Linked DNA regions of Homo sapiens: region 2 is linked to region 1. Evidence: chromatin loops called from intact Hi-C (ENCODE). Cell type or tissue: B cell. All regions are shown on one strand. Each heading gives the region's core, and the rest is flanking DNA. Links, peaks and the distances in the headings are about the cores only.

Region 1 (10,167 bases), core at 750-8,749:
GCGGAGGTTGCAGTGAGCCGAGATCATGCCACTACACTCCAGCCTGGGCAACAAGAGCAAAACTCTGTCTCAAAAAAAAAAAAAAAAAGATTACTTAAAATTTACTTGGAAACTTAAAAGTGCACCATTAAGTAACTCCTGGGACCAAGCAGATGTCATGAGAAAAATTAAGAAATATTTGCCACTTCATCAGTTATAAGACAAAAAAAATTTTTTTTTAAATTTTAAGACATACTTAAATTGAGTGATAATGAATGATATGGTTGGGTCTGTGTCCCTGCCCAAATCTCATGACAAATTGTAATCCCCAATGTTGGAGGCGGGGTCTGGTGGGAAATGATTGGATCTTGTACGCAAATTTCCCCTTTGGTGCTGTTCTCGTGATAGTGAGTGGATTATCAGGAGATCTGGTTGTTTAAAAGTGTGTAGCACCTCCCCACTCTCTCTATTCCTCGTGCTCTGGCCCTGTAAGACGTGCCTGCTTCTCTTTTGTCTTTCACCATGATTGAAAGTTTCCTGAGGCCTCCCCAGCATGCTTCCTGTACAGCCTGTGGAACCGTGAGCCAATTAAGCCTCTTTTATTTAAAAATTACCCAGTTTCCAGTGGCACACACCTGTAATCCCAGAACTTTGGGAAGCTGAGGTGGGTGGATCACCTGAGGTCAGGAGTTCAAGGCCAGCCTGACCAACATGGAAAAACCCCGTCTCTACTAAAAATACAAAATTAGCCAGGCATAGTGGCGCATGCCTGTAATCCCAGCTACTTGGGATGCTGAGGCAGGAGAATTGTTTGAACTCTGGAGGCAGAGGTTGTGGTGAGCCAAGATCGTGCCACTGCACTCCAGCCTGGTCAACAAGAGCAAAACTCCGTTTCAAAAAAAAAAAAAAAGAAAAATTACCCAGTTTCAGGTATTTCTTTATAGTAGTGCAAGAATGGACTAATACAATGAAAACACCAAACATCAGGCTGGGTGTGGTGGCTCATGCTTGCAATCTCAGCACTTTGGGAGCCTGAGGTGGGAGGATCACTTGAGGCCAGGAGTTCAAGACCAGCCTGGGCAATATAGTGAGACCCAATTGCTACAAAAAAAATTAAAATTAGCTGGGTGTGGTGGCAAGCACTTGTATTCTCAGCTACTTGGGAGGTTGAGGCAGGCAGGAGGAGCACTTGAGCCCATGAATTTGAGATTGCAGTGAGTATGATAGTACCACTGCACTCCAGCCTGGGCAACACAGCAAGACCCTGTCTCAAAAAAAAGACAGTTCTAAAAAATGAACATAAGGTATAAACACCAACATTCAACATGTACACACACACACACACACACACACACACACACACACGCAGTTGGCCCTCTGTATTTGTGGGTTCCACATCTGGGGATTCAACCAACCACAGATAAAAAATATTTGGAAACTAAAAATTCCACCCTGCGCTTCTGGACCTCAGCACCAGCCCCAGGGCTGCTCTAGGGGCCACATGGCTGAAGGGAGCGCAAGGAGCTACCAGAGGCAGAATGAAGAGACTGAAGCAATGACAGCCACTTATTTTGAGGAATTACGTGTCATTGATGACTATGCCAAAACATTTTGTATTAGAATTAGTGATGATATTGATTACCCCAAATGGACACTTTGCTCATAGGTGATGCTACTGAATTAATATACAGGTACAGCTCCACCTACTTATTAGTAGGTAAGACTCTTGGCTTAAAGGACAAGAATGTGCAGATTTATCAAATGGGCTTGAGAAAATACAATTCAGAATATTGGTGAAAGTATTCTTTACCTGTGGGTGGAGAAAATAAGAGATGCTCGGCCACGCGCAGTGGCTCATGCCTGTAATCCCAGCACTTTGGGAGGCCGAGGTGGACGGATCACGAGGTCAGGAGATAGAGACCATCCTGGATAAGATGGTGAAACCCCATCTCTACTAAAAATACAAAAAATTAGCCAGGCGTGGTGGCACGCACTTGTAATCCCAGCTACTCAGGAGGCTGAGGCAGGAGAATCGCTTGAACCCGGGAGGCAGAAGTTGCAGTGAGCAGAGATCGAGCCGCTGCACTCCAGCCTGGGCAACAGAGGGAGAAAAAAAAAAAAAAAACAACTCTAGGGGAATGGAAATACCTGATTTCCATTCCATTTCATTGAGACACTCACACTGTTAAAGGAATATTGCCTTTTTTTTCTTTTTTCTTTTTTGATTATATAAATAGAGATGCGTCTCATTATGTTGCCCAGGCTGGTCTTAAATACTGGGACTCAAGTGATCCTCCCACCTCAGCCTCACAAAGTGTTGGGATTACAGGCATGAGCCTTTGTGCCTGACCCATTTTTTGTTTTGTTTTGTTTTGAGACAGAATCTTGCTCTGTTACCTAGGCTGGAGTGTAGTGGCGCGATCTCAGCTCACTGCAACCTCTGCCTCCTGGGTTCAAGCAATTCTCCTGCCTCAGCCTCCCAGGTAGCTGGGACTACAGATGCCTGCCACCACATCTGGTTAATTTTTTGTATTTTTAGTAGAGATGGCATTTCACCATTTTGCCCAGGCTGGTCTTGAACTCCTGACCTCAGGTGGTCCACCTGCCTCCAGCCTCCCAAAGCACTGAGATTACAGGCATGAGCCACCGTGCCTGGCCCTGTCTGGCCTTTTTACTGCTTTTTATGGCTTATTGAAATAGCTTGTATTAGTCCTTTCTCATACTACTCTCATACTAAGAACACATCCAAGACTGGGTAATTTAGAAAGGAAAGAAGTTTAACTGACTCACAGTTCAGCATGGCTGAGGAGGCCTTAGGAAACTGATGATCATGGTGGAAAGGGAAGCAAACATGTTCTTCTTCACAGGGCAGCAGGAAGGAGAATGAGGGTCAAGTGAAGCAGCAAGCTCCTTATAAAACTATCAAATCTCGTGAGAACTTACTATCACAACAATAGCATGGGAGAAACTGCCACCATGATTCAATTACATCCCACCGGGTCCCTTACACAACATGTGGGGACTATGGGAACTAAAATTCAAGATGAGATTTGGGTGCAGCCACAGCCAAACCCTATAATTCTGCCCCTGGCCCCTCTCAAATCTCCTGTCTTCACATTTCTTTTTTCTTTTTTTTTTTTTTTTTTTTTTTTTTTGAGATAGAGTCTCACTCTGTCACCAGGCTGGATTGCAGTGGCACAAGCTTGGCTCACTGCAACCTCCACCTCCTGGGTTCTAGCCATTCTCCTGCCTCAGCCTCTGCAGTAACTGGGACTACAGGCGCATGCCACCACACATGGCTAATTATTGTATTTTTAGTAGAGACGGGGTTTCACCATGTTGGCCAGGATGGTCTCGAACTCCTGACCTCAGGTGATCTGCCTGCCTCAGCCTCCCGAATGCTGGGATTACAGGCATGAGCCACACTGCACCTGGCCGATGATAAACCTTTGAAAGCTAAAAAGCAAAGAGATGATTGCAGACTAACTCAGAAGAACTGAGAAAGCTGAATTATGTGGCAACAGTAGAGAAAAATTGAAAACAGAAATGATTATATTGTAGAATCACAAACAGACCCAGATCTTCTACCTGCTCTCATGCTGCTGGATGACTGTTTCTCCCTAGTTTCAGCAGAAGTTGGAGTCTGTGGACTGGGAAACATCAAGTACAGCTGAGAGCTTTGATACCAAACAAAAATGGAGGTTTACACAATCACATGCTTGCTGATTGCTAAGCCCCTGCCTCCTGCCTCACAGCCTTCATCAATCATTTAGTGCCCAAACCATGTCAGCCAGATCTTTACCCTCTAGGAAGGGGATTGTCACACCTTTCTCTCAGGAATCAAAGCAGCCCAAGAGGAAAGAAGAGAAACTGATAAGATTACCCAACAAATAAATGGCCCTACAGTAAACTCAGAAATACAAGAGCTCTCCATATACTGCAAACTTCCAATCAGCTGTAGTCCTTCATTCCTCATCGTAAGAAACCAAAAATTACCAGAACTCTAAAGTAAGCCTCTATCATGCAAGACAAAAAGCACACAAGCAGGGAAAGCACCTTGGAGAAACAGAATACTATGTGGATGAAAGAAAACTAACTCATGTTCAGTCAAAGCTTCTCATAAAAGACCAGGTGCCGGTTGGGCGCGGTGGCTCCCTCACTCACTTTGGGAGGCCGAGGGAGGTGTATCACAAGGTCAAGAGATCGAGACCATCCTGGCTAACATGGTAAAACCCCATCTCTACTGAAAATACAAAAATTAGCTGGGCATGGTGGCGGTCGCCTGTAGTCCCAGCTACTCAGGAGGCTGAGGCAGGAGAATCACTTGAACTCAGGGGGTGCAGGTTACAGTGAGCCGAGAGCGCCACTGCATTCCAGCCTGGGTGACAGAGCGAGACTCCATCTCAAAAAAATAAATAAATAAAAGACCAGGCCCGGTGGCTTACACCTGTAATCCTAGCACTTTAGGAGGCTGAGGCGGGCGGATCACTTGAGGTCAGGAGTTTGAGATCAGCCTGGCCAACATGGTGAAACCCCGTCGGAGTGAGACTCTGTCTCAAAAAAAAAGAAAGTTTCTCATAAAAGAGCAGCAAAGAAATCTGTTATGGTTAAAACATAGAACAAACAAATAACAAATAACAATAACTAAGGAAGCTTAGTTTATTAGAAATGTGCCAGGCAAGGGAGATAGTGAGCAAATGGAGTCAGTCAAATGGACGCCGAGTAGCTTTAACATTTGAGTTTTATACAGTTTCACTGAGGAGGCGTTAGCCAAAGGATGCTTTTAGGGCGGGGATAACAAGAGTTGGGGGAGGGGCAGGAAGGAAGGGTAGAGTTAGGGCAGGAAAGAATTGGTCAAAAGTTGCAAAGTTGAGTCACTGACTGTGTCGATAGGCTAGGCAAGGCTGTCTGTGAAAAAGTCTGTGGTTTTGTTTCCTGAACACCTGGGTCCAAGCTGAGCTGTTGCTGACATAGTTTATCTGTCTTGCAAATTGTGGTCTCTGTACTGTTTTTCAAGTTGTGGTTTCTGTAGTTTTCCATTTCTCAGTCTTGAGAAAGATAAGATAAGAAAAGATACTGCATTCTGAAAACAAGAACAAGATGTTATTTTGTAAAAAGAGGAACATTCAGAGAACAAGAAGAAATTTTAGACGTTAAAGACATGATAAGAAATGAACATTTTAATGAAGAATTGAAAGATAAAATTGAGGAAATTACACAGAAAGCGTGGCAAAAAGACAAGGAGATAGGAAATGAGAGAAAAAAGGTAAGAAAATTTATGAAATCTATGAAGTTCAGCAGCCAAATAATAGAATTTCCAGGAAGAGTAAAACAGAGGGGAAGAAATCAACAATGAAATAGTTCAGGCTGGGCGTGGTGGCTCACACCTGAAATCCTAGCACTTTGGGAGGCTGAGGCGGGCGGATTGCCTGAGCTCAGGAGTTCAAGACCAGCCTGGGCAACACAGTGAAACCATGTCTCTACTAAAATACAAAAAATTAGCTGGGTGTGGTGGCATGCACCTGTAGTCGCAGCTACTTGGGAGGCTGAGGCAGAAGAATCGCTTGAACCCAGGAGGCGGAGGTTGCAGTGAGCTGAGACTGGGCCGCTGCACTCCAGCCTGGGCAACAGGGCGAGACTCCATCTCCAAAAAAAAAAAAAAAAGAAATAGTTGAAGAAACACACTCAGAATAGAAGAACCAAATTGAAAGTGTCCATCATAATAGATGAAAATTGTCCTGCACTAAAGCATATGATTGTGAAATGTAAAATATCTAGGACAAACAGGAGATTCTCAGGCTTCCAGAAGGGGTAGAAGGGTGGCACAAAAGGGTGGTGGGGGAGTCGGAATTGGATTGGGTTTCTCAGCAGCAACACAGGAATAAGAAAAGAAACAAACTAAAAGAGGAAGGTGTGGCTTTCTTTTCCTCCGGGACACAGAAGGTCGTCCTTCCTACCTACTGGCTGCCCTCGGGGGCAACCCCTTGCCCAGCACCAAGGACGTCAAGAAGATCCTGTACAATATAAGCAATAAGGCCAATGGCAACCAGTGCAGCAAGATCATCAGTGAGCTGAATGGAAAAAACATTAAAGGTGTCATTGCCCAGGGTATTGGCAAGTTGCCATTGTGCTCTCCCACAAGGCTGTGGCCGCCTCTGCTGCCCCGGCTCTGTAGCTCCTGCTGCTGGCCCTGCCCCTACTACAAAGAAGAAGAAACATGAGAAGAAGGAGTCCCAAGAGTCACATGGTGACATATGATTTGACTTCCTGCTCCCCTGCCAATTCCCCTGGAAAGAAAGAAAGAAGGGAGGGAGGGAAGGAGGGAGAGGAAGGGGAGTGGGGGAGGGGAGGGGAGGGAAAGGGAAGGGAATAGAAGAAACAGGAGAGACGCAAAGTGATGGCGAAGGAAAATCACAGGATCAAAAACAGCAAATGTAGAAAGCAACTGATCCGGACTGGGAGAGGCATAACTCAAAAGACAGGCATGTTGGGGATTTGTTATCCACCATTTAAAAAGATAAAGCCATTCTTAGCCCATGGGTCATACAAAAACAGGCTGCAGGTCAGTTTTCTGACCCCGATCTAGTCAATAAAAAAGAAACAGGATGAACTGACACTAATTTCTGGAAAGAAGGAAGGAAGGAGGAAAGGAGGCAGGAAGGAAAAAAAAGAAGAAAGGGGCCAGGCGTGGTGTCTCACCCTTGTAATCCCAGCACTTTGAAAGGCCAAGGCGGGTTGATCACGTGAGGTCAGGAGTTTGAGACCAGCCTGGGTAACATGGTGAAACCCCGTCTCTACTAAAAATACAAAAATTAGCCGGGCATGGTAGTGCACCCCTGTAGTCCCAACTACTCGGGAGGCTGAGGCAGGAAAAACACTTGAACCCGGGAGTCAGAGGTTGCAGTGAGCCTGGATGGTACCACTGCATTCCAGCCTGGGTGACAGCAAGACTCCGTCTCAAAAAAAAAAAAAAAAGAAGTAAGAAGTAAGGAAAGAACAAAGGAAGGAAGGAAGCAAGAAGGAAAGAAAAAGAAAGAAAAAGAAGAAAGGAAGAAAAGAAAGAAGAAAGAAAAGAAAGAAGAAAGAAAAGAAAGAGAAAGAAAGAAGAAAAGAAAGGAAGGAAGGAAGGAAGGAGGCTAGGTAGAGGTGTGACCCTGGTATTGATAAAGAGATAGGGGAGTGGTCAAAGGCATTTCCCTACATCATACTGTAAGGAAAATTCCTGGGTGAGCCCACAGAAACGACAGGTTAATCCAAATTATAAACTGAGTAATCTCATTGTAGAGCCTTTGCATAAATCCAGGATACCTAGTTATCCAATAGTCTCCCTGGCCAGATTGCCAAAGCTTTCGCTGCTCTGGGTCTTCTTCCTCATTGTAGTCCCTGTCATCAGGGTTTCCACAGCACTCAACTCATTCTCCAAGCTTTGACTGCAGTATTCTTCAGGATACATCATCAATCATCTTCCCTCTGCCTTGACATGGTGCTTGGCACTGTGACCCTTGACACAATGTTAAGTGCCTTGACATATTGCTACACTCCCCAAATAAGACTTACTTCAAGTGAATATACATTAGATATCTGCAGGAAAAATGAAGAAGAGCAAGACAGCAACCATCCCTTCCCTTTAAGAATTCCCTTCAAGAACAAGGATTTTTCTCCATATAACAAGAATGTGATTGCAAATTGCTTCACAAAAAAGTAATCTGGCAGAGCTGTAATCTCCACTGGCCTCTCCAAAAAGCCACAAATAAAATAGCCTTTGATATAGACAATAAATTGTAAATATCAGTAGAAGCTTCCTTAGAAGCTATCTTGATGATAGACACTGACTTTTTTGTTTATTTTTATTTATGTTATTTCCATTGCATTATGTGGCAAAATATTTCACATTAATCTAACCATCAGTCTGCTTTCTATCACTATATACAATATTTGCCTTTTCTAAAATTTTATAAATGTGGAATGATATCGTAGAATCTTCGGTGTCTGGCTCCTTGTATTTAGCATAATGCTTTTTTTTTTTTTTTTTTTTGAGACAATCCTGCTAGGCTGGAGTGCACCAGTGTGATCTGGGCTCGCTGCAACCTCTACCTCCCAGGTTCAAGCGATTCTCGTGCCTCTGCCTCCAGAGTAGCTGGGATTACAGGCGCCCACCACCACACCTGGCTAATTTTTGTATTTTCGGTAAAGACAGACTTTCACCATGTTGGCCAGGCTGGTCACAAACTCCTGACCTCAAGTGATCCACCCCACTCGGCCTCCCAAGGTGCTGGGATTACAGGTGTGAGTCACCACACCCAGCTGTCTTCAGCATAATGCTTTCGAGATTCATACATGTTGTGATGTGTATTGGTAGGTTTTTTGTTTGTGTGTTTCTATTTTGTTTTGGCTCACAAACAGAAAAATCTAAAGTAGCTCTTTTTGGTAAGTAGCTTTGCATTGTATGGATGTAAAACAGTGTATCCATTCACCAGTTGGTTGTTTCCAGTTGGGAGATACATACTATGAAAAAAACTCCAATGAACAGTTGCACACAAGTCTTTGTGTGGACATGTTTTCATTTCTTTTGGGGAAGTACGTAACAGTTGGATTGCTGGGTCATGTGGTAACTCTGTCTTTCACATAATCAGAAACCACCAAACTCTTTTCAAAGTATTCATACCACTGTGGTTTGTGTCCCTCCAAAACTGATGTTGGAATTTAATTACCATGGCGACTCTATTAAGAGGTGGGACCAGGCTAGGCATGGTGGCTCACGTCTGTAATCCCAGAACTTTAGGAGGCCAGCGCAAGAGGATTGCTTGAGGACAGGAGTTCAAGACCAGCCTGGTCAATGTAGTAAGACCCCATCTGTACAAAACATTTAAAAATTAGACAGACATGGTGGCACACACCTGTGGTCCTAGCTACTCAGGAGGCTGAGGTGGGAGGATACCTTGAGCTCAGGAGGTCAAGGCTGCAGTGAGCCATGATCATGCCACTGCACTCCAGCCTGGGCAACAGAGCAAAATCTTGACTCTAAAAAAAAAAGGGGAGGTGAGAATTTTAAGAGACAGACCTTAAGCCCTCATGAATGGATTAATCTTTTCATGAATTAACAGATTAGTGGGGTTATAGTGGAAGGGAATAAGTTATCTCAAGAGCGGGTTTGTGATAAAAGCCAGCCTTGCACTCTTCTTATCCTGTGATGCCTTCACATGTTATGACACAGCAAGAAGGCCCCCTGCAGTTGTGACTCCTTGTCCTTGAATCCAAGCACTTGCCAGTTTCCAGAACTTTACCAAATACATTTCGTCTGGGTGAGGTGGCTCACACCGGTAATCCCAGCACTTTGGGAGACCAAGGCGGGTGGATCACTTGAGGTCAGGAGTTCAAGACCAGCCTGGCCAAATGGTGAAACCCTGTCTCTACTAAAAATACAAAATTTAGCCGGGCGTGGTGGTGCCTGTAATCCCAGCTACTTGGGAGGCTGAAGCAGGAGAATCCCTTTAATCCGGGAGGTGGAGGTTACAGTGAACCGAGATTGCGCGGCTGTACTCCAGCCTGGGTGACAGAGTGAGACCCCTTCTTAAAAAAAAAAAAAAAAAAGCCAGTCTCTGTGGCTCACGCCTGTAATCCCAACACTTTGGGAGGCCGAGGTGGGCGGATCACGAGGTCAGGAGATTGAGACCATCCTGGCTAACACAGTGAAACCGCCGTCTCTATTAAAAATACAAAAAATTAGCTGGGTGTGGTAGCAGGTGCCTGTAGTCCCAGCTACTCGGGAAGCTGAGGCAGGAGAATGGCGTGAACCTGGGAGGAGGAGCTTGCAGTGAGCCGAGATGGCGCCACTGCACTCCAGCCTGGGCGACAGAGCGAGACTCTGTCTCAAAAAAAAAAAAAGAAAGAAAGAAATTTTGTTTTATTATAATTTACCCAGTCTAGGGTATTCTATGATAGCATCAGAAAATGGACTAAGGAACATACCATTTTCATTCTTACCGGCAATGTTCCTGATGCTCCAAATTCTCTTCCACGCCTGATATTGTTAGTCTTTTTAATTTGAGTCATTTTAGTGGGTGTGAAGTATAGTTTTTATTTTCTTATTATTATATTTCCATAAGTTATTGCGGTACAGGTGGTATTTGGGGGGGTGTGAAGTATATTTCCTCATGGTTTTAATTCACATTTCCCCAATGACCAAGT
Region 2 (10,167 bases), core at 814-8,813, 240 kb before region 1:
TCTGTGACTTAAGTCTAACTCCTTGTCCAGGAACCTAAAGTCTGGTAAATTTCACACCGACTGTGTCAATTATAAGCCTTATCTTCCCAAGTGCAAAAACAAAGATGACATCCATTATTCTTCTACCTATCCTGAGAAGTCTGAATAATGAATTCTTCCTTTACTCCCTATTTTCGAATGTTTGCCTTATCTCATGTATAGCATAGATGTACTGGGCACTAATTAAAATCTCACAAGAATGTCATCATTTGCTTCACGCCTATCTCCCTTTTCCTGCATGTCTTTTCTCTTAAAGCAATGTGTAAATACCGAGTCTCCTGAAGCCTTTCCCAAGGAGCACGGGCCACAGACTCATGTTTCTGTGACTCAGGGTTTTCCTGGGCACACCTTTAAGCTCTGGCTCAATAAACCTGGATTGATTGAGATTCTTGCCTCAGTCTCTCATTTGGGTTGACAATACATATGTCAGGACATTAGACTGTACTCTGTAAACATGCAAAGTTGCCAATGTGAAGTCAAATATACCTCAATAAAGCTGTTAAAAGTAAATTTTTTAAATGAGATACTGATATGTAATGTTTGTTATTTTACTCATGTATTTATTTGCCTTTTCTTTCATTTAACAGAGTTTATTGAGTGTCTGTGCCAGAGGCTAAAAGAGGTATGACATGGTCTGCTTTCAAGTCTAGGCAGTGACGGTTCTGCTTGATATGCTTGTTGTACATGCCCATAGGAAGCTAAGAAAATAGGAAGATTAGCGTGTAGGCTGGCATGTTGGGGAAGGCTTTTCAGAGGACCTTAACGTTGAACTGAGTTCTGAAGGACGAGTAGGTGGTTTGGACAGTGAGGAGCGGTTAGCAGTGGCAGCTTTCTGTCTTCAACAAGGCCTAGGGATGAGAGAACAAGGCGCTGTGGGAGGAAAACAAATTGCAGCAGAGAGGGGAGAAGAGGAGTGTTTTGAAAAGAGGCAGGATAGGTTAAGTCGGGACTGATCAGCATGGGCCAGGAAAGCTGTGGTCAGGAATCCGGCTGTACCATTGAAGGTCTGGGGAGCTAGAGCAGGTTTTAAGCAAGGGAGAACACAGATAGCCTGCTGATGAACAGCACAGGCCAATCGAGTGGAGCAAGAGAAACCATCTTGCCCTTAGATTGGCTAGCATTACGGTTAAACGAGTGTATTTAATTAGTCTCCAAGTCCTGCTAATAGCTCATCCTTAATCATTTTCAAATGTTCCAATTCTTTCCATCCCTATCGCAGTTACCTTAGTTCTGTCTCCATTATTGTTTGCTTGGATTACCATAATATCCTCCAATGGCGGTTTCCTTGTCTTCAGTCTTGCCCCGCCTTTAACTCTTTGCTACCTGCAGCATAAAACATTTTTCTAAAATTCAAGTTTGATCCTCTCACCTTTAACTGAAAACCTGATCTGCTGCTCATCAACACTATCTCTGTGTTTCTAATAATGATCATCACTGTAATAGCATACTTAGCAAGCATTTACTACATGCCAGGAACTGGGCTAAACAAGATGTGCTTTTATCTTATTAAATCTTCCTAAAACATTATTACTATCATCACTATTTTACAGATGAAGAAACTGATTATTAAGAAGGTTTAGCAATGTGTCCAAGATCATACAGTTAATAAGTGTAATTGAATAACTTGTTGAAAAACCAAAAAACCCTTAAAGACAAAGTTGTGTAGGGAATAGAATTTTTTACTTGCACCTGCAAGAGGGACCGATTATTAGAGAACTGGCTTTGTAAACAAAAATGTAGGGCAGGTATTTAAAGTAAAAAAATCACAAGGATAGACAACAGCTCAAATTGTTATCAGTTCACAAGTCTGCTTGGATGTATGTGGGTCAATTTTGTTAAAATCTAGACGGTCCTTTCTATTAAGACATTACAATGCATCAACACCAAACAACAGAAAAGAAAATCCATATATCCCTGTTTTTCATGCTTTGTCTGGGACTAAAGGAAGGGCAGGCCTTTTCTAGACTATGGAATCTAAGTTTCAGAAAAAAATCATTTAAGCTGCAATATAAAGAATAATCTTGGCCGGTCGCAGTGGCTCACACCTGTAATCCCAACACTTTGGGAGGCCGAGGTGGGCGGATCACGAGGTCAAAAGTTGGGCACCAGCCTGACCAACATGGTGAAACCCCGTCTCTACTAAAAACACAAAAATTAGCTGGGTGTGGTGGTGTGCGCCTATAATCCCAGCTACTGGGGAAGCTGAGGCAGGAGAATGGCTTGAACCCAGGAGGCAGAGGTTACAATGAGCCGAGATCATGCCACTGCACTCCAGCCTGGGCGACAGAGCAAGACTTCATCTCAAAAAAAAAAAAAAAAAAAAAAGAATAGTTTTAAGGAAGGCAGAATTAGAGATAGACAAGTTATAGGAACCCAGGCAAGCCATTATAATGCCAAACTAAGGCAATGGCAGGAGGGATAGAAAGAACTGGACCAGTTTTAAATCCATTATGGGACAGGAAAGGCATGTTGCAGTCCCTTCAGCCAAGTTGCAAGTTTTGAATGAGTTATCCAAACATTATTAAATGCATCTTCAGTGATGACTACCAAGCTTTTTTCCAGGAACCAACCCTCTTTTGTAAAAATGTTAGGTTAGCCTGTTCGTTCTGGTTTCTTGGGCAGTGACTGGGATGTTCAAACTATTAATTGGGATAGAACACCGAAGCTGGTTAAAAACAATATTTCTTATAGAAATTGATCTTGAACATGGATCAAGGTTCACTGCTAGCAGGAGAATCGGAGAGTGTGTGGTAATGAAAAGTTATAGTTGAGAAAACAAGCGTTTACATCAGCAACTAATTAAGAAAAAAGCAGCTCATAAGTGGATGAATGCAGTTCATAAACACATTATATCAGTTATTACACAGGAAATCTAAGGCAGAATACTGTGAAATGCAAGGTGTATAGCTTATCAACAAGAATGTAGCAAATACACCATTCAACTAAGAAAGAAATGATAAGGCTGCATCTGGGGCTGTTGACTGGAAGCACAAAGTTTCCTTTCCTTGTAGTAGTTCCTAAAGATTCCAGTTTACATGGAAAGACAGAAAGCTGTCACACCCATGGCAGGAGCGCAGAACCCAAGCGACAAATTCTAATTTTGAACAGGCAGGTGCCAGTGCATTTCTCAAACTGCAAACTAAAATGCAGAAACACGATTTTCCTGTTTCTTAGTTTTGGACCGTTTTCCCCCCTCTAGCACGCCAGAGCAGGTTTTAATTGTTGTCAGGTCAGATGGTGAGTTAACTTTGAGTGTTGAGTTGAGGGGCCAGTGGGATGTGGGTCCAGTTGAAAGGTGGATATATGTAGATCCAGACTCGAGTGATATAGGCTGCAAATAAATTGCTAGTGAATTTATGAATTATTAGAAAAGAAAGGACATTCATTATGATTTAATCGCAGTTGAATGTAGGCAGCACAGAGGGCTTATACTGTGTCTTTTTTTTTTTTTTTTTTTAAATATACGGTGTCTATTTTGCTCACCACTCTATGCCCGGTGCCTGGAAGTGCGACTGGCACATAGTAGGTGTTGCATAGTTTCAGAATGAACTTTTTAGGAATCAAAATTCTACAAACATTGCACACAGATTTAACGTTCCCTTATTTTCCAGGTGAGGTCAGGGCGCCCTTTGGTTTCGCGCTTCTGTCCCTTTAAGAAAGTGGAGGAGAAAGAAAGCGCTGCTGGGAAAAAGGGCGGGGCCGCGAGGGGCCGCCGTCCGTCCCGCCCCCTGCCGGGCCGCGGCGCTCTGCTAGAGCGTGGCTCAGTTTTGGTAGCGGGACCCCGGAAATGTAAAGCATGAGCGGGAACAGTCGCCAGGGCGAGTGACAGGCGAGCCCTATGCTTTACTTCCGAGGGCGGTGTCAGCAAAGCTAGGTAAGGAGACAGGGAGGACGGTGCCTGCCCCTTTAAGATCGACTCCACCCCGCCTCTGGAGGAAAATGACGCCGCCGTCTACCCGTTGTGGAACGTAACTCTTTTCATCCCATCAGCTCTCCTTCTCATTAAGAGAAATACCAAGTGGTCACCACAGTCACATACTTCATAACCCATGCCTCATCGGTGCTGGGACGGGAGAGGGAAGCGCCGATCTAAATGACATGGGGTCCAAATCCCAAATAATCTCTATTTGCTCTGCGTTACCTTTAAACTTAGGCTGCGTTGTGTGATTCAAGTGACAGCCTAGTACTGCTTAACAATTAGTCTAGTGGGATACCAGGCCCTGAGAGACCCCTACGATCCCAGGACACTGATGTGGGGTAACTAACACCCACTGGAAGTCTACGCTGAGTTCACAGGCTATGTATGACCTGACATGCATTTTGACCTGCCCTGTGTTTTGATATTTGAATGAGTTGCTGATGTTTACAAGCCGAAGCTGGCCGGGCGTGGTGGCTCGCGCCTGTAATCCCAGCACTTTGGGAGGTCGAGGCAGGAGGATCGCTTCAGGTCAGGAGTTCCAGACCAGTCTGGCCAACATGGCGAAACCTCGTCTCTACTAAAAAAAAAAAAAAAAAAAAAAATACAAAAATTAGCCGGGCGTGGTGGCACGCCCCTGTAATCCCAGGACTCGGGAGGCTGAGGTAGGAGAATCGCTTGAACCTGGGAGTCGGAGGTTGCAGTGAGCCGAGATCACGCCACTGCACTCCAGCCTGGGCAACAGAGACTCTGTCTCAAAAAAAAAAAAAAAAAAAAAAAAAAAGGTGGAAGCTAATGTGTCAATATCTAGATTTTTTTGATGATTTTGAGAAATCGGAGGATCTGGCAGCATGTCCTGCCTAGCCTTTTTGAACTGTTTGAAAACAGTCTCCAGCTTGCCACAGCCCCTCTGTTATTTTACAGCCAGCCTGCATCACTCATTTATGATGTCCAGCCCCTTGTGGGGATTTGGATTTTTGACCCCTAAATACTTTAGTGGATTTAAGACCATTTAAAACATTTATGCAGAAGAGATCCGAGGTCCCCAAACAACTGGGTGTATAAGTTGTGTTTAAGTTGTTCCTCATTCTCATTTATTCTAATCCGGGTGTTTTTCTATATATATATATTTTTAAACAAATCTTAGTGATCAATTGCACAGGTGTTTTTCTGTTGGAGCAAATCTTTTCAGTTTAGGCTTGGTAAAATCGAACCATCAGATACTTTTACAGAAAGAGATTTAGGAGTTGATGTTCTTTTATTACAATTAAATGCATACAGTATTTTTAAAGGAAAAAACCTGAATCTTGATTGCATTGTTTTATGATACAACAATCTTTAATGAAATAGAGTAGTCAATATAATTTGTATTAATATATCTCTGCCCACAGACAATTATAAATTCATTAACCCCCAGAACTCTTGGCTAGACTTCATAAAGGCAAAAACTGTGTTTGCCCTGTTAACTGCTTTATCCCACCACTAGAATATAAGCTTCCTGAAGACAGAAGACTTCTGTTATTTTGTTCACAGTTACCAAGCATGCCTACTTTGTTAAATTTATGAAAGAACTTTAAAGGTACAGTTGGCCCACAATATAACAATATAGCAATATAAAATTACAACAATAAAAATAACACAAAAATAGTGTAACAACTACTTATATAGCATTTACGTTGTATTAAGTATTATGAGTCATCCAGAGATGATTTAAAGTAAAGTATACCACAGCATATGCCTAGTTTATATACAAATATGATGCCATTTTATATAAGGGACTTGAGTATCCTCTGATTGTGGTATCCTGGAAGCAGGGGATACCGGAACCAATCACTTGAGGATACTGAAGGATGACTGTATGGCTGATTTCCTGTAAGAGGCATTTTCTTGAGGATTCTTTCAAAATCAAATGCTTGTATATTTGTTGTGTTAAATTACTAAAAGGATTCTCTTGTGAAAAGTATCATTTAAAAAGATTGGATTTTCCCAATTGATGCACCAAAGCTTTCATCTGAAATGAACTTGCACATGTGAATCATCAGATACAGTAATATACACTGTAATATTTTATTTCTTTTTTTTTTTTATGAGACGGAGTTTTGCTCTTGTTGCCCAGGCTGGAATGCAATGGTGCGATCTCGGCACACTGCAACCTCCGCCTCCCGGGTTCAAGCAATTCTCAAGTAGTGAGATTACAGGTACCCGCCACCACGCCTGGCTAATTTTTTGTATTTTTAGTAGAGACAGGGTTTCACCATGATGGCCACACTGGTCTTGAACACCTGACCTCGTGATCCACCCGCCTTGGCCTCCCAAAGTGCAGGGATTACAGGCGTGAGCCACCGCGCCCGGCCAATATTTTCTTATTATGTAATAGGATCTAGAAATGTTGCTCTTCCTCAGAATTCTCAGTATTACTTTTCTTTTTTTTTTCAGAGTCAGAGGTTCCGGTTGAGATCAAGTTGGGAGACACACCCTTGTTCATTCTCCTTGAGAAGCAGCTATTATCAACAGAACATTGACAGAACCTGTGTTTGGGGAAAGGACTGATGGCTTTGAGTCTAGGTTGGAAAGCACACAGGAACCACTGTGGTCTCCTCTTGCAGGCTCTGCGAAGCAGTGGTCTTCTCTTGTTTCCCTGTGGCCAGTGTCCCTGGAGAGGAGCTGGAAGCTTTTTGGACCCTGAGATAAAGGCTTTCCTGGAGGAGAACACTGAAGTCACCAGCAGTGGTAGCCTCACCCCTGAAATCCAGTTGCGGCTTTTGACCCCCAGATGCAAATTCTGGTGGGAGAGAGCTGACCTGTGGCCCCACAGTGATCCTTACTGGGCAATCTACTGGCCAGGAGGCCAAGCCCTGTCTAGGTACTACCCTAATGAAACCTTTAAGGCGCTACAGATCTTTGCTGTTTTCAGTTCCCTCCAACCTCTACAAAAAACCAGAGCAATGCTAGGCGTGGTGGCTCATGCCTGTAGTCTCAGTACTTTGGGAGGCTGAGGCTGTAAGCTGTGATCCTGCCACTGCACTCTCGCCTGGCCTGTCTCAAAAACAAAACAGAAACCGGCAAAACTCAGTCTTGTTGTTTTCTTTTTTCTTTCTTTCTTTTTTTTTTTTTTTTTTGGTAGAGACAGGATCTTGCTATGTTGTCCAGGCTGGTCTTAAACATCTGGCCTCCTCAACCTCCCCAAGTGCTGGTATTACAGACATGAGCCTCTGAGCCTAGCCTCAGGTTAGCCATATTTTTTGTTGCCTTGTTGCGTAATTTCCCATTCTAACCCAAGCTTATCAAGCTATTTTCCCAAGTAACTGTCTCCCCAAGAGAAATCCTAGAGTCAGCTGTCAAGACCCTGGATAGCTATAAGTGATCCAGAAATCTCACCTGTTAGGAGGTTCATAGTTCATAGCGCATGACCATTGCAGAGTTCCTAGATGGAAGCTAAACACCCAGTCCTTTCGCTCTCCTTTAATTCAGTGAATGTCGCTCCATAAACCTCACATTCCTTCCAGAGTTGCTTATTTTCCCATAAAACAGGAGCTGTGAGTGAGTGGGCTGTTCAAAGTTTCCCTCTTCTGTTGGGTGCAGTGCCTGTAATCCCAGTGCTTTAGGAAGCCAGTGCAGGAGGACAGCTTGAAGTCAAGAGTTTGAGACCAGCGTAGGCAACATAGTGATACCCCTATCTCTACAAAAAAAAATTTTTTTTTTTTTTGAGACAGAGTCTCACTCTGTCACCCAGGCTGGAGTGCAGTGGTGTGATCTCGGCTCACTGCAAGCCCCGCCTCCCGGGTTCACGCCATTCTCCTGCCTCACCCTCCTGAGTAGCTGGGACTACAGGCTCATGCCACCATGCCCGGCTAATTTTTGTATTTTTAGTAGAGATGGGGTTTCACCATGTTGATCAGGCTGGTCTCGAACTTCTGACCTCGTGATCCGCCCTCCTCGGCCTCCCAAAGTGCTGGGATTACAGGCGTGAGCCACCGCGCCTGGCTTAATTTTGTATTTTTAGTAGAGACAGGGTTTCACCATGTTGACCAGGCTGGTCTCGAACCCCTGACCTCAAGTGATCCGCCAGCCTCGGCCTCCCAAAGTGCTGGGATTACAGGCATGAGCCATCGTGCCTGGCAGTAGCAGCTATTTAGACAGGGCATGTATGCCTCTACTTTGCCATAGTGTTAACTGGTTGATGTCAAGTCCCAGGTTCTTAGTGCCATCAACAAAGAATTGGACATGACACATACAAGTAGCAAGGCAGCAAACAGTTTGTTAAGCAGAATGCAATCAGCAACGGATCAGGCTGACCTGCGAGTGGTATCAGCCCCAGTTTGTTATAGTTCATGGCCTTTTATATGTTTTTTCCTCACTTGCTTAACCTTACTTTGTTTTTCGTAAGTGAATTGCTCATCCTGGCCTTTCCCTCATTGTGCCTAAACCGCACTTTATTTCTCATAAGCTAATTGTGCATCCTTGCTTAACCTTATTTTATCTTTTCTGACAAAATTGCTCATCTTTACTTTTAGTTCTTGTAACCAAATTGCTACTGCAACCCCTTTCCACTTATTTTCCTTATCTTGCATGTTCTAACTCATTGCTTACTCCCGTATCTCTTACTGCTTACTGTCTTATTTCATATGTCCTGTTTCTGCTATCTTGTATGCTTTGCTTTTGGTATTGCTTCAGCTAGCCTATGTCCAACGGGTCCCCTTCACCCCTGACTTCCTCTGCCATTCTCCTGCCTCAGTAGTACCCACTGTTCCTTATTACTCCAATCCGAAGATCAAGAGTCAGCTGAAATTTGTTATTTCAGCGTTTCTCCATCCCTCTTCGCTTGTTTGGTAACTATTTAGCTCCAGTCCAAATTCCTTGGTTGAATTGGACTTTGAGTTTTACCAGAGAGGTCATTATACTACATTTCAAGCAGCAGGAAAATCACTCTATGATGGAGTCAAGAGGAGACAGTGACTCTTGGATTGAGTTTACTAATTTTAGTCTTTGTTTTAGCAGTATTTTGTCAGTCTTAATTCGTGGTGCTCGGTAGTTTCTGGAACATACTAAGTATTCAATACTTTGTCAGCCGAAATGAGAGACTGAGGCATGAGTCTCAACCAGTCAAGGTTTGTTAAGCCCAAGAAAAATGCAAGTCACAGAAAAGTTTGTGGCCTGTGCTCTTCTAAGAGGTTTTTAGGAGGCACAGTATTTATACATTTCTTTTTCTTTCTTTTTTTTTTTTTTTTTGAGATGGAGTTTTGCTCTTGTTGCCCAGGCTGGAGTGCAATGGCACAATCTTGGCAGACTGCAGCCTTCCCCTCCCGGGTTCAAACGATTCTCTGCCTCAGCCTCCCGAGTAGCTGGGATTACAGGCATGTACCACCACGCCTGGCTAATTTTGTATTTTTAGTAGAGACGGGGTTTCACCCTGTTGGCCAGGCTGGTCTCGAACTCCTGACCTCAGGTGATCCACCCACCTTGCCTCCTAAAGTGCTGGGATTACAGGCGTGAGCCACCACACCTGGCCATTTATACATTTCTTTTCTTTCTTTCTTTTTTTTTTTTTTTGAGACAGAGTCTTACTCTGTCACCCAGGCTGGAGTGCAATGGCTTGATCTCTACTCACTGCAGCCTCTGCCTCCTGGGTTCAAGCAATTCTCCTGCCTCAGCCTCCCGAGTAGCTGGGATTGCAGGTGCCCGCCACCACACCTGGCTAATTTTTGTATTTTTAGTAGAGATGGGATTTCACCATGTTGGCCAGACTGGTCTCGAACTCCTGACCTCAGGTGATCCACCTGCTCAGCCTCCCAAAGTGCTGGGATTACAGGCAGGAGCCACTGTGCCCAGCCTACAACTTTTTTTTGAAAAAAATTGACTTGAATAGCATAATCAGTCAGTTGTGTGGTACTGTGCTTCACACCTGCTGAAGAGAAAGACCAAATGACTAGGTCCTTTCTTCTGCCACCTCTGCCCAGCTCTGGAGATGGACTTTTTGTGTCACTCTAGTCAGACCAAACTTGCCAAGGTTGGACCAAGTTCTGCTACTTTTCACTATTTCTTTTGTCCAGTCAACCTAAAGACATCTCTTTTCTTTCTTTTCCTTTTCTTTTCTTTTTTCTTTTTTTGCATACCTCTTATTTGCTGAGACCAGCTCGGCTGGGGAGACCCTAACCCAGTGACACTAGAGGAATTAAAGATACACACACAGAAATGTAGAGGTGTGAAGTGGG

What was found. Peaks named below come from ENCODE experiments on the same cell type or tissue, not always from the same donor. Only the 100,000 strongest peaks of a DNase experiment are listed, where the experiment ranks them.
Region 2: it touches region 1 in a loop (11-fold over the local background); 8 of 110 quality-filtered maps call a loop at or near these places.

The regions. Positions count from the first base shown.
Region 1 is chr12:31,891,890-31,902,056 of GRCh38, forward strand. It overlaps the pseudogene RPLP2P4. Among named protein-coding and RNA genes, the nearest start is that of LINC02422, 9.8 kb to the left of the region's middle. RefSeq lists a silencer at 4,093-4,192. In B cell, for the core only: a CTCF peak has its summit at 7,072; DNase peaks (open chromatin) are centred at 4,042, 4,862 and 5,942; H3K4me3 peaks cover 3,036 bases; H3K27ac peaks cover 5,026 bases.
Region 2 is chr12:31,655,450-31,665,616 of GRCh38, forward strand. ETFBKMT (electron transfer flavoprotein subunit beta lysine methyltransferase) reads left to right here and starts at 4,239. Exons shown (of 4, transcript NM_001135863.2): 1 at 4,239-4,340; 2 at 6,392-6,818. The coding sequence starts at 6,505. RefSeq lists a silencer at 3,597-3,906 and enhancers at 3,608-4,109, 4,027-4,186, 6,634-6,753. In B cell, for the core only: a CTCF peak has its summit at 3,830; DNase peaks (open chromatin) are centred at 3,832 and 6,802; H3K4me3 peaks cover 2,755 bases; H3K27ac peaks cover 3,068 bases.